Regions from separate parts of the Homo sapiens genome. Here region 2 is linked to region 1. Evidence: read pairs that join two places in POLR2A ChIA-PET (ENCODE). Cell type or tissue: A673. All regions are shown on one strand. Links, peaks and the distances in the headings refer to the core of each region. The heading gives the core; the rest is flanking DNA. Region 1 overlaps CDC14A (cell division cycle 14A). Region 2 overlaps LRRC39 (leucine rich repeat containing 39).

What was found. ChIA-PET counts read pairs that join two places held together with the same protein. Peaks named below come from ENCODE experiments on the same cell type or tissue, not always from the same donor. Only the 100,000 strongest peaks of a DNase experiment are listed, where the experiment ranks them.
Region 2: POLR2A ChIA-PET joins it to region 1 with 9 read pairs; 3 of 35 experiments call an interaction of 5 or more read pairs at or near these places.

The regions. Positions count from the first base shown.
Region 1 is chr1:100,358,255-100,363,586 of GRCh38, reverse strand. The region is part of intron 2 of CDC14A (cell division cycle 14A); the gene reads right to left. Among named protein-coding and RNA genes, the nearest start is that of CDC14A, 8.4 kb to the right of the region's middle. In A673, for the core only: CTCF peaks have their summits at 5,010 and 5,212; a DNase peak (open chromatin) is centred at 2,656.
Region 2 is chr1:100,162,197-100,167,625 of GRCh38, reverse strand. The region is part of intron 3 of LRRC39 (leucine rich repeat containing 39); the gene reads left to right. Among named protein-coding and RNA genes, the nearest start is that of LRRC39, 13 kb to the left of the region's middle. In A673, for the core only: no CTCF peak of the experiment used is centred there; a DNase peak (open chromatin) is centred at 3,225.

The DNA of each region.
Region 1 (5,332 bases), core at 257-5,256:
TTTGTCACTAGGATGTGAAAATATTTAAGACCAAAAAATTAAATTAACAATAAAGGAAATATCTTATTCAAATTTATAGTTTACACAAATTATTTCTTATAAAGGAATTCACTGTCAACAACAAATAATTGTGATCATTTACCAGATGTTTTTGATATACGAGTTAAAAAGAAATTACTTAGGCAGGTACTGAGGGTTCGGGAGCCCTCGGTAAGGGTTTCCTTTTAATGAAAAGCAGCCCTAAAATCATTTTCTCTTTTAACAAACAGCAGCCTGTAAAAGAGAGCTGCACACGTAAACAAGCAAGCTGGAAACTTGCACAGGTGAATGTCGGCAGTTGTGCCAGTAGGAATACTACTACCTGGGACTAGGCATGTTCAAAATGGCAGCTCCATCTTCTCTTTTTGCCAGCCACATGTACAGTGAGGAGCAGACAAGACGGCACTGGCCGAGTGGAAAGTCCATTTGCATAATAAGATTAGGGTGGGGTGATCAGCCTTCCCCACCCACTACGTAAACGTCACACCTGGTTGAACCAATCTGCGGGCCCTATGTAAATCAGACACCGCTTCCTCAAGCCAGACTATAAAACCTGTTGCGGTCAGCTGCAGGCCCGCTTTTCCCTTTGGACTCCTCTGTCTCACAAGAGAGGGAGAGCTACTCTCTCCTCTGTCCTTTCTTCTGCCTATTAAAGTCTCTGCTCCTTAACCCACTCACGTGTACCTATTGTTAATCTTCGATGAGATGAAGAACCCCGGGTATTTACCCCAGGCAACAATGCTGCTTCATTTTCAAGTTGTCAAGAACTGGGGATGTTACATATTTTTAATAAATAGAGCAATATTTTTGATGACTCTCAATCCACATAAAATTCTTTGGTGCTCCTGGAAGTATTTCGTTGATTAAAACAAACCAATATATTTTTTAAGTAAATTGAAACTAAAGCTTTAAAAAGAATTATTCACAGCTCTACTTTGCTTCAGTAATGTGAATTGGAACAACTTAAAATGACAAGACATAGGAAACAACCAAAATGACCAAAGAGAGAAAAATGTTCAATACAGTATGGTATATCCTTTCCCCGAAATATTATTAATATAGAGACATTTATGGTGATTTTGAAAAATGGCATTGGTTTACAATGCTCATGTATGATTAAAAAAATCAGCATTTAAAACTGCATATACAAAATTATGCCAATTAAAAATTTATAGCACTGTAGGTTTGAATTTCTTCATTGTAGAAAAGCAATATTCTTTGAAAAATTAAAAAAAATATTTCTAAGACACAATGAATTTCACAATTCAGTATAAAAAATTCAGCTCAAATCACAAAGCCAGAAAGGAACTTGAGATCAGTTGTGCCACTTACCTCCCCACATTTTAAATATCCAGGACAGACACGGTCTATTTTCCGCTTAAAGATCACAAAAGACAAAGACTCCATTATAATGACCCCCTTTTTACTTCCTATCTCCAATCCTCAAAACAAAACAGAATAGCAAAAAGGCAGTTTCCTTCTGATTTACGTACCTCACCTACTTAAAGGTGTCCCTCTCTCCCAGTCACCCAAGCCAGAAACTTTGAATTCACCTTTGCTTCCTCCTCCCTACCCGCATCTGCTCAGTCCCAAATCCAGTCAACCAATTCTTTCCAGCCTCTCCCCATCTGGCCTTTCTTTCCCCACTGCTGCAACCCTAATCCAATTCTTCCATAGCCTAACTGACCCCACCTTCGAGCGATGGCAGCACTCGTCCTAAAGTAGAGCCCTGGTCACTCTCTGCCATTTACAAGCAAGCACAATTTACTGACATCCAAACAGTTTTCCACAATCCAGTCCCCAACTAAGTGACTGCTGCTGTGACCTGTGACTCCTCTCCATTCAAATATTATTACACCTCCTCTAACAGAATCTTGCTATTCCCAAACACCTCTTGTGCCTTTTCTCAGGACTCTGCCTGAAATCTTTTTCTTTCCTTTCTTCCTCATTCACTTACTCACTCATTCATTCATTCAACTAAAATTTCTTGAGCCCCATATCTATGCCAGGCACAGTGCTAGGTGTTGGGACATAATGGTGAGCAAAAACAGGTAGTACTGGTCCTCACAGAGATCATAAAATGTACTCTTTGCTATTATACACCCTTCAAAAACTAGCTCAGTGCTTATCACCCTGGGTAGCAATAATCTCTTCCTTTCTTGAACTCCTAACACATACATTTGCAGCTTTGGTCATGTATTATCCTGTACTGCATGTGTTTCTACTTCCTTCTTTACAAATACATATCTCCAAAGCATTAGTACAGTGTTCTGCATCAAAATCTATCCCATCTAAATACTAAGTTTCTTGTATAGCAATTTTCAACCACTTATGAAAGTTTTAAGTTATGCTTTTCACTTCCCATAAAAATGTGTCAAGAGTTTTGTGAGGCTTGTGTTTTAGTTTTTAGTTTTTTTGTTTTTTGTTTTTTGTTGTTTTTTTTTTTTTAAGCACAAAGGGGTATTGAGCTGTGGCTAAGTAAAAGTCATTTACTTCTGGCTTGGGAATGTGTTTATGAACTTACAAATGAGAACATCTGATGTCTTAGGAATCTACTTCAAACAAAATAATGAAGCCGCCCTGTGGTGACCTGGCACAGAAAGAACTTGGAAGGCTGACAGCTCCCCACTGGGATCTCCTGCAGCCCACTTGGAGCTCTCTCTCAGGCTGCATGATTATGACTAGCCCTGTTAAGATAACTCTCCTTAGCACCTCGGCTACATTTTTTGTTTTCACAGCCTTATCTCAAGCAAACTGAAAAAACAGAGTAATAATTTATCATTATGAAGATTAGAGATCAACTCTACACCGAATGCCTAAGAGGTCAAAACAGCAGATATTTAAATAAATCATTATCTAGAAGGTAAATTTGATTCCCCTGGATTACAGAATTAAGAACTGTGGGCCAGGCACGGTGGCTCACACCTGTAATCCCAGCACTTTGGGAGGCCGAGGCAGGCAGATCACTTAAGGCCAGGAGTTCGAGACCAGCCTGGTCAACATGGTGAAACCCTGTCTCTACAAAAAAATACAAAAATTAGCAAGGCATGGTGGCATGCACCCATAATCCCAGCTATTCGGGAGGCTGAGGTGGGAGAATTGCTTGAACCCCGGAGGTGGAGGTTGCAGTGAGCCGAGATTGCCCCACTGCACTCCAGTCTGGGTGACAGAGCAAGACCCTGTTTCAAAAAAAAAAAAAGAACTAACTATGAATGTACACAGATATATCTACTTCCTCTTAACATATACTACATCATAACACTGGCTGTCATGTGTTCAAAACAGAAGGTGAAAAAGGCTAGGCACAGTGGCTCATGCCTGTAATCCTAGCACTTTGGGAGGCCGAGGCAGGCAGATCACGAGGTCAGGAGATCAAGACCACCCGGCCAACATGGTGAAACCTCGTCTCTACTAAAAATACAAAAAAAAAAAAAAAAAATAGCTGGGTGTGGTGGTGCGCGCCTGTAATCCCAGCTACTCAGGAGGCTGAGGCACGAGAATCGGTTGAACCCAGGAGGCGGAGGTTACAGTGAGCTGAGATCGCACCACTGCACTCCAGCCTGGCAACAGAAGGAAACTCCAACTCAAAAAAAAAAAAAAAAAGAAGAAGGTGAAAAAAAGCAGCCCTGAACAATATTACTTTTCCAAGGTTTGGATGAAGAGAAGAAAAAGGGGGGAAGAAACTATAAACTACCATCTTTTAGAAAGTAAACAGTTTTCTGAGGGTTTTTTTTGGAGAATACCTTAAAAAAAAAAATCACCTTAAGTTACACCAGGTAAGCAGCCAGAACATTTCACCAGACAGCCTACAAAAGCAGTTATCATAGGCTTATAAAAACTGGGCTTCTTTCGTTTTCACGTGTCCTACAATTAACTCAATTTCTTTCCTCTCTTTCTTTTTGGTAGTGCACTGATAGGAAAAAAAAGGCAAAATTATACCCCCCAAAAGTGAAATTACAAAGAAAAATGTTTAAATTACCACCACACATTCCCAGATAGGAGCTGGTCATAGTTTGTGCATATACTGTCAGTGGCACATTTCCCCCAAGAGCCATCACCACCCAAGTTAGAGGGATCAAGTCTGTCAGGAAGGGGCAAAGTTGTCCCATACCCTCCCCATTGGCATCAGTCTCAGGCCAACTGGGAAATGCCTGGACTCCAGGGTGGACTGCCTCTGGCTTGCATCCCTGCTCTGCCTTACCAGCTCAGTGACCTTAGGCAATATACTTCCCTCTCTGGACCTCTACTTCCTCCTTTGTTAAGTAGTGATAATAACAGCATCTAACTCCTAGGCTTGTTCTGAGGATTAATTGAGTTAATGTGTGCGTGTAAACCACTTAGAACACTGCCTGGCACAGGGCTATACATGTTAGCTGCTGCTGCTGCTGCTGTTGTTGTTGCTATGGCTTTATTATTATTCCCACAATGAAATTTGTCTCGAGGTTCAACCAAATCTCCTCTTCTGTCTATATCATAGCAATTTATAATGAGAATTGAGGTTCTAAATGATGACCGTAAGGCTCTATCAGATCATATATATGTGTATGTGTGTATATGCTTAAGTGGCATTCAACCTTCCATTAAATTATCCTACTTGCTATACATTTAATTTGAAATAAAAATTTAAAAACCAAAAGGGTTTCTCCTGACCTACCTCTAACCTAAATATGCATTCCCACAAATATTTCTAGGCAAGAGTAGTTTTTCCATGCTTCTCTCATAAATATTCTATGTTCACATTTTGACTCAAAACTATGCTATAGACAAGATAAAAGAAATCATTTTTCTATAAATTACTTATCCAAAACTTCCTGGATGCATTAATATCAGGCTGCTTTAATTAAGTTTAAATGAAAATTGAATGTTTTAAATTATTTAAATCTTCCATTTAGCTAATTAGTTCTCATTAGAGGCTGCTCATTCTTAACATGCTAAAACATTTGGTGAAATTCTTCAAGTCACTTCAGAAACTGCTTAAAATTCAGTCCCTAGAGTTTCTCCCTAAAGAGCTCTTTCCTGCACTTTCAATACCTTTCTTCACAACTCAAAAAGAGAAGAAATGACAATGGACAGGCTGAAAATGAAGACCCTATACACTATCCTTCCCAGCAAACTGGCTTTCTATGCCATGAACATCCAACCCTACACCCATGACCACCACTAGGAGGGGCACACAGATGTCATAACAAGTAATATATTTCATTTCACTAACTTTTTAGCCACACAAAAGTAAGCCAAGTTATTAAAAGTAAGCGCCTGTTTGGATTACGGGGCCCAATTCCAATACCAAAGA
Region 2 (5,429 bases), core at 146-5,145, 200 kb after region 1:
TTTTTGTATTCTTAGTAGAGACAGGGTTTCACCATGTTGGCCAGGCTGGTCTTGAACTCCTGACCTCAGGTGATCCACCCACCTTGGCCTCCTAAAGTGCTGGGATTACAGGCATGAGCCACCATGCCAGGCCATTGCCTCTTTCTAAACATTAAATTAGCAAATGTTATTTGCCGATGTCAGTTAGCAAATAACAAAAAATTCAACTAAAGATGGTTTAGGCGATAGGGAAGTGAGGCTGTTCTGAAGATAGTCAATGCAAAGCCTCAACATCTTTTAAAAGTCAGCTTTTTTTTTTAATCACCTTCCACTGTTAATCCCTGTGTCAGTCTGATCCTCGGATTAGCTTCCTTCAGTGTTACAAGATGACTGATGCACTTCCAGGCATCACAGCCAATGATCATTATGTTTTCAGAAAAGTGGAAACTATTTTTTTCTATTTCTTCTTTAAGAGTAAAGAAATCTTTCACAGAGGGTCCCTAACAAACCTCTCCTTCACTTCTCATTGGCCAGAATTGGATCATTTGTACACATCTAACCCAGTTACCTTCTAGGGGAATGAGACTGATTGGTTTAGATAAATTAAGATTCATCCCTGGTGTATTAGTCTGTTTTCATGCTGCTGATAAAGACATACCTGAGACTGGGTAATTTATAAAGGAAAGAGGCTTAATTGACTCACAGTTCCACATGGCTGGGGAGGCCTCACAATCATGGTGGAAGATGAAGGAAGAGCAAACGGACATCTTACATGGCAGCTGGCAAAGAGAGAATGAGAACCAAGTGAAAGGGGAAACCTCTTATAAAACCATTGTCTTGGTGATTAACATGTGGCTCCTCATTACTTATACAAATTTCTGCAGCCAGCTTGAATTTCTCCTCAGAAAATGGGTTTTTCTTTTCTATCACATCCTCAGGCTGCAAATTTTCTGAATTTTTATGCTCTGTTTCCCTTTTAAAACTGAGTGCTTTTAACAGCACCCAAGTCACCTCTTGAATGCTTCGCTGCTTAGAAATGTCTTCCCTCAGATACCCTAAATCATCTTCTTCAAGTTCAACGTTCCACAGATCTCTAGGGCAGGGGCAAAATGCTGCCATTCTCTTTGCTAAAACATAGCAAGAGTGACCTTTACTCCAGTTCCCAACAAGTTCCTCATCTCCATCTGCGATCACCTCAGCCTGGATTTCATTGTCCATATCATTATCAGCATTTTGGTCAAAGCCATTGAACAAGTCTCTAGGAAGTTCCAAACTTTCCCACATTTTCTTTTCTTCTTCTGAGCCATCCAGCTGTTCCAACCTCTGCCTGTTATCCAGTTCCAAAGTCACTTCCACATTTTTGGGTATCTTTACAGCAGTGCCCCACTCTATCGGTACCAATTTACTATTTTAGTCCGTTTTCACACTGCTGATAAAGACATACCTGAGACTGGGTAATTTATAAAGAAAAGAGGTTTAATTGACTCACAGTTCCACATGGCTGGGGAGGCCTCACAATCATGGTGGAAGCCAAAGGAAGAGCAAAGGGACATCTTACATGACAGTCAGCAAAGAGAGAATGAGAACCAAATGAAAGGGGAATCCTCAGCCAGACATGGTGGCTCACGCCTGTAATCCCAGCTACATGGGAGCCTGAGGCAGGAGAATTGCTTGAACCCAGGAAGCAGAGGTTGCAGTAAGCCAAGATTGCACCATTGCACTCCAGCCTGGGCAACAAGAGTGAAATTCCATCTCAAAAAAAAAAAAAAAAAAGAAAGGGGAAACCTCTCATAAAACCATCAGATCTTGGGAGAGAGAATGAGAACAGTATAAGGGAAACTGCCCCCATGATTCAATTGTCTCCCACTGGGACCCTCCCACAACACGTGGGAATTATGGAAGCCACAATTCAAGATGAGATTTGGGTGGGGACATAGCAAAACCATATCACCTGGATTACTTGGTAAACACTTGGACTTGGAAGCAATTGATATTCTTCCAGTAAACGAGGGTGGGGGGCAAGAAGCTACTGATAAGCAATGATTTGTGTTGCTAAATATCTGTAAAAACAAAAGATCTTGACAGGGAGGAATAATTTTTCCCACTTAGTTTTTAGTAAGTGTGCAGACATAGCAAGATTCCTGTTCAAAGTGGATTCTGCAAGGACAGAGAGGGAAGCCCAAGGTCAATCCTGGTCAAGCAGAGGATGTGGAGCCTGGCTAAAGTTTTGATAAAAGGGATCTTTGTCATTAATTAAGAATCACTTAATTTCAGAAATTTCAGAAGTTCTCTATATAGGAATAATGAGTGTGCAGTCTTGCCCTTTCTTACTGCTTGTTCTTTTTTGGCATCATCTATTTTATGATTAGGGAGGAGGATTCTCTGTTAGCAAAATGTAATTTCCAAAAGTTAAGTTAGACCAAAATCAGCTTCTACTTTTAGAAACATTACATGGAATTTGTGTAATGTAGTTTTTCAAAGCACCTTTCCCTTAATCTTAAAACAATTACATTGTAAAATCATTGTACAGTATTATAAAGCTTGGATTGTGGTTAAAATTAAGTATAAACTACTTTAAAAGTAAATTATATAGAGATCAAAGGTTAGGTTTAAAACCTGTAATATGACTAAATAAATAATTTTCCAGGTATGCTGGCTTGTGCCTGTAATCCCAGCACTTTGGCAGGCTGAGGTAGGAGGATTTCTTGAGCCCAACGAGCTTGAGACCAGACTGGGCAACATAGCGAGACCCCATCTCTAAAACAAAAAGTTAGCTGGGCGTGGTGGCATGCACCTGTAGTCCCCGTTACTTGGGAGGCAGAGGGGTGAGGCGGGAGGATCAATTGTGCCCTGGAGGTCAAGGCTGCAGTAAGTTACAATCACACCCACTGCACACCAGCCTGGGTGTCAGAGCAAGACACTGTCTCATTTAAAAAAAAAAGAAAAAAATTAATAAATAAACAATCATAACTGACGCAAAATGGTAAGAATCTGAGAGACCTTTTAAAGTGAGACAGAGAAGCTGATTACCAGAGAAAAGGCTAACTGGAAAATTCATAGAAATTTAAAACCAACCAAAGGTAACCCAAAGAAATGTCCTTACTTTTTTACTCTGCTCTGAAATAGACCAGTGTTTCTCAAACTTGTCTGCGTAGGAATCCCATAGGGATCTTATTTAAAATAGCTTCTGGGTTAGTAAGTCTGGAGTAGGACCAAGAGTCTGGATCTCTAACAAGCTCCCAGGAGACAATGATGCTGCTGTTCTGCAAATCACACTGAGTGGCAAGGAAGTAGACAAAAGAAGCAGATTTGAAAGGGGTCAGTACACAGGCAAGGGGTAAGAAGGGTAAGAATGTAATCTAATGCTGCTTCGTTCAGCTAAATTGGCTAGAGCTTTAGCTAAAAAATGAAAGAAAAAAAGCCTACAGTTTAAACAGAAATTGTGTTTTCTCCCTTTTGATGCCAAGCTCCTTGAAAAAATCAAGTACTTAGGTAACGATTGGTGTGGCAATATCAGAAAAAGGCCTTATTCTACAATAAAATTTGTAGAATCAAATTTTATTTTGTTTTTTTAGAGACAGAGTCTCACTCTGTCACCCAGGCTGGAGTGTATTGGCGCAATCTTGGCTCACTGCAACCTCTGCCTCCTGGGTTCAAGTGATTCTCCTGCCTCAGCCTCCTGAGTAGCTGGGATTACAGGCCCACAACACCATACCCAGCTAATTTTTGTATTTTTAGTGGAGACAGGGTTTTATCATGTTGGCCAGGCTGGTCTCAAACTCCTAACCTCAAGTGATCCATCTGCTTTAGCCTCACAAATTGTTAGGATTACAAGCGTGAGCCACCACGCCCGGCCTCAAAAGGGTTTTAGAAGAGTTATAAAATTTCGATTAGAGACCTGAAAGAATATCAAGATTAAAATAAGCAGCTTCACACCTGTAATCCCAGTGCTTTGGGAGGCTGAGGCAGGAGGATTGCTTGAGCTTAGGAGTTCGAGACCAGACTGGGCAACATGGAGACAGCCTTTCTCAATTTTTTTTTTTTTTTTTTTAGAAAAAGCTGTATAGGAATTATAGAATATTTAAGCTGGAAAATACATAGATATCATTTAATTATAACCTCACATTTTATAGGTAAGGCCCACAGATGGGGGATGTCTTGCTCAAGGTAACCAAATTAATAAATCGTATATTCTGGACTTAGATCATAAAAACACAGAACCAGAAAGAATTTAGCGATCTTTACAGAGATGGAAATAGATTTTTCTAATAATAGCCTGACCGTGAACTCAGTAACAACAGAGCTTTTTGTATCTCCAATGTCTAGTACTTGGCTATAATGGTTACTGGATTAATTCCTTAAGTTAAAGGTCAAGGGATAAGATTCCTAATTTACTTGTTACTAAATCTTGCTCTGAATTTCATTTCTGTCTTAGTAATAATAACCATTAAGCCCATTGTTTGAATAGTTCTATTTTTATAATAAGTAATATAATTGAATAGCTGACATTATACATTTTTTCTTAGTTACCCACATCTATGGGAAGCTTAGCTGTTTAGATCAGAAGGCCACACATATCCCACTGCCACAGGGCACCTGTTAGCAGATTAAATTTTAGGCAAGTGATAGATCAAAATACACAGATACTAAGAGAGGTATTTTACAAACCCAAATACTTAAAGACAGCAAATTCAACACTTTGTTTACTTTTGGCTTTCTGTTCATTAAAATAAAATCCTTATTGAAGATCAGTTAATATACAAAACTGCTAAAATTATGTATTAACTCTCAGAATGTCAAGAGATTTCTGGCAAACAAATATTCAAATTAGTTAAACTTCATGCTTTCAGGACTGCTCATATTTATTATGTATCCTTTTAACAGCCTAAAATTTTCAAAATTTTCAATTCTAAACTTACTCTCTTTTTCATGAGTGAAGAATTTTCTGGGATAGAAATAGCTTTTTGCAAAAGGTTTTCCAGTTTCTTTTCTTTCTTTTTTTTTTTCTGGAGACCGAGTCTTGCTCTGTCGCCCAGGCTGGAGTAAAGTGGTGCAATCTTGGCTCACTGCAACTTTGCATCCCAGGTTCAAGCAATTCTCCTGCCTTATCCTTCCTAGTACCTGGGACTCCAGGCACGCATCACCACACCCAGCTAATTTTTGTATGTTTAGTAGAGATGGGGTTTCACCATGTTGGCCAGGATGGTCTCGAACTCCACCTGCCTCAGCATTCCAAAAGTGCTGGGATTACAGGTGTGAGCCACCGTGCCTGGCCGGTTTTCCAGTTTCTAGTTTGCATTTTTCTAGTTTGAGATCATTCTTATGTTTGCAATAGATCAAAAATCAACAGGAATGTGCTTCAAATGACAAAGATTTTATACATTTTTATATGTAAAAAGTAAAGACTAGATAAAATTAACATGTAGTAAGATGAAATTGAATTCTGAAGT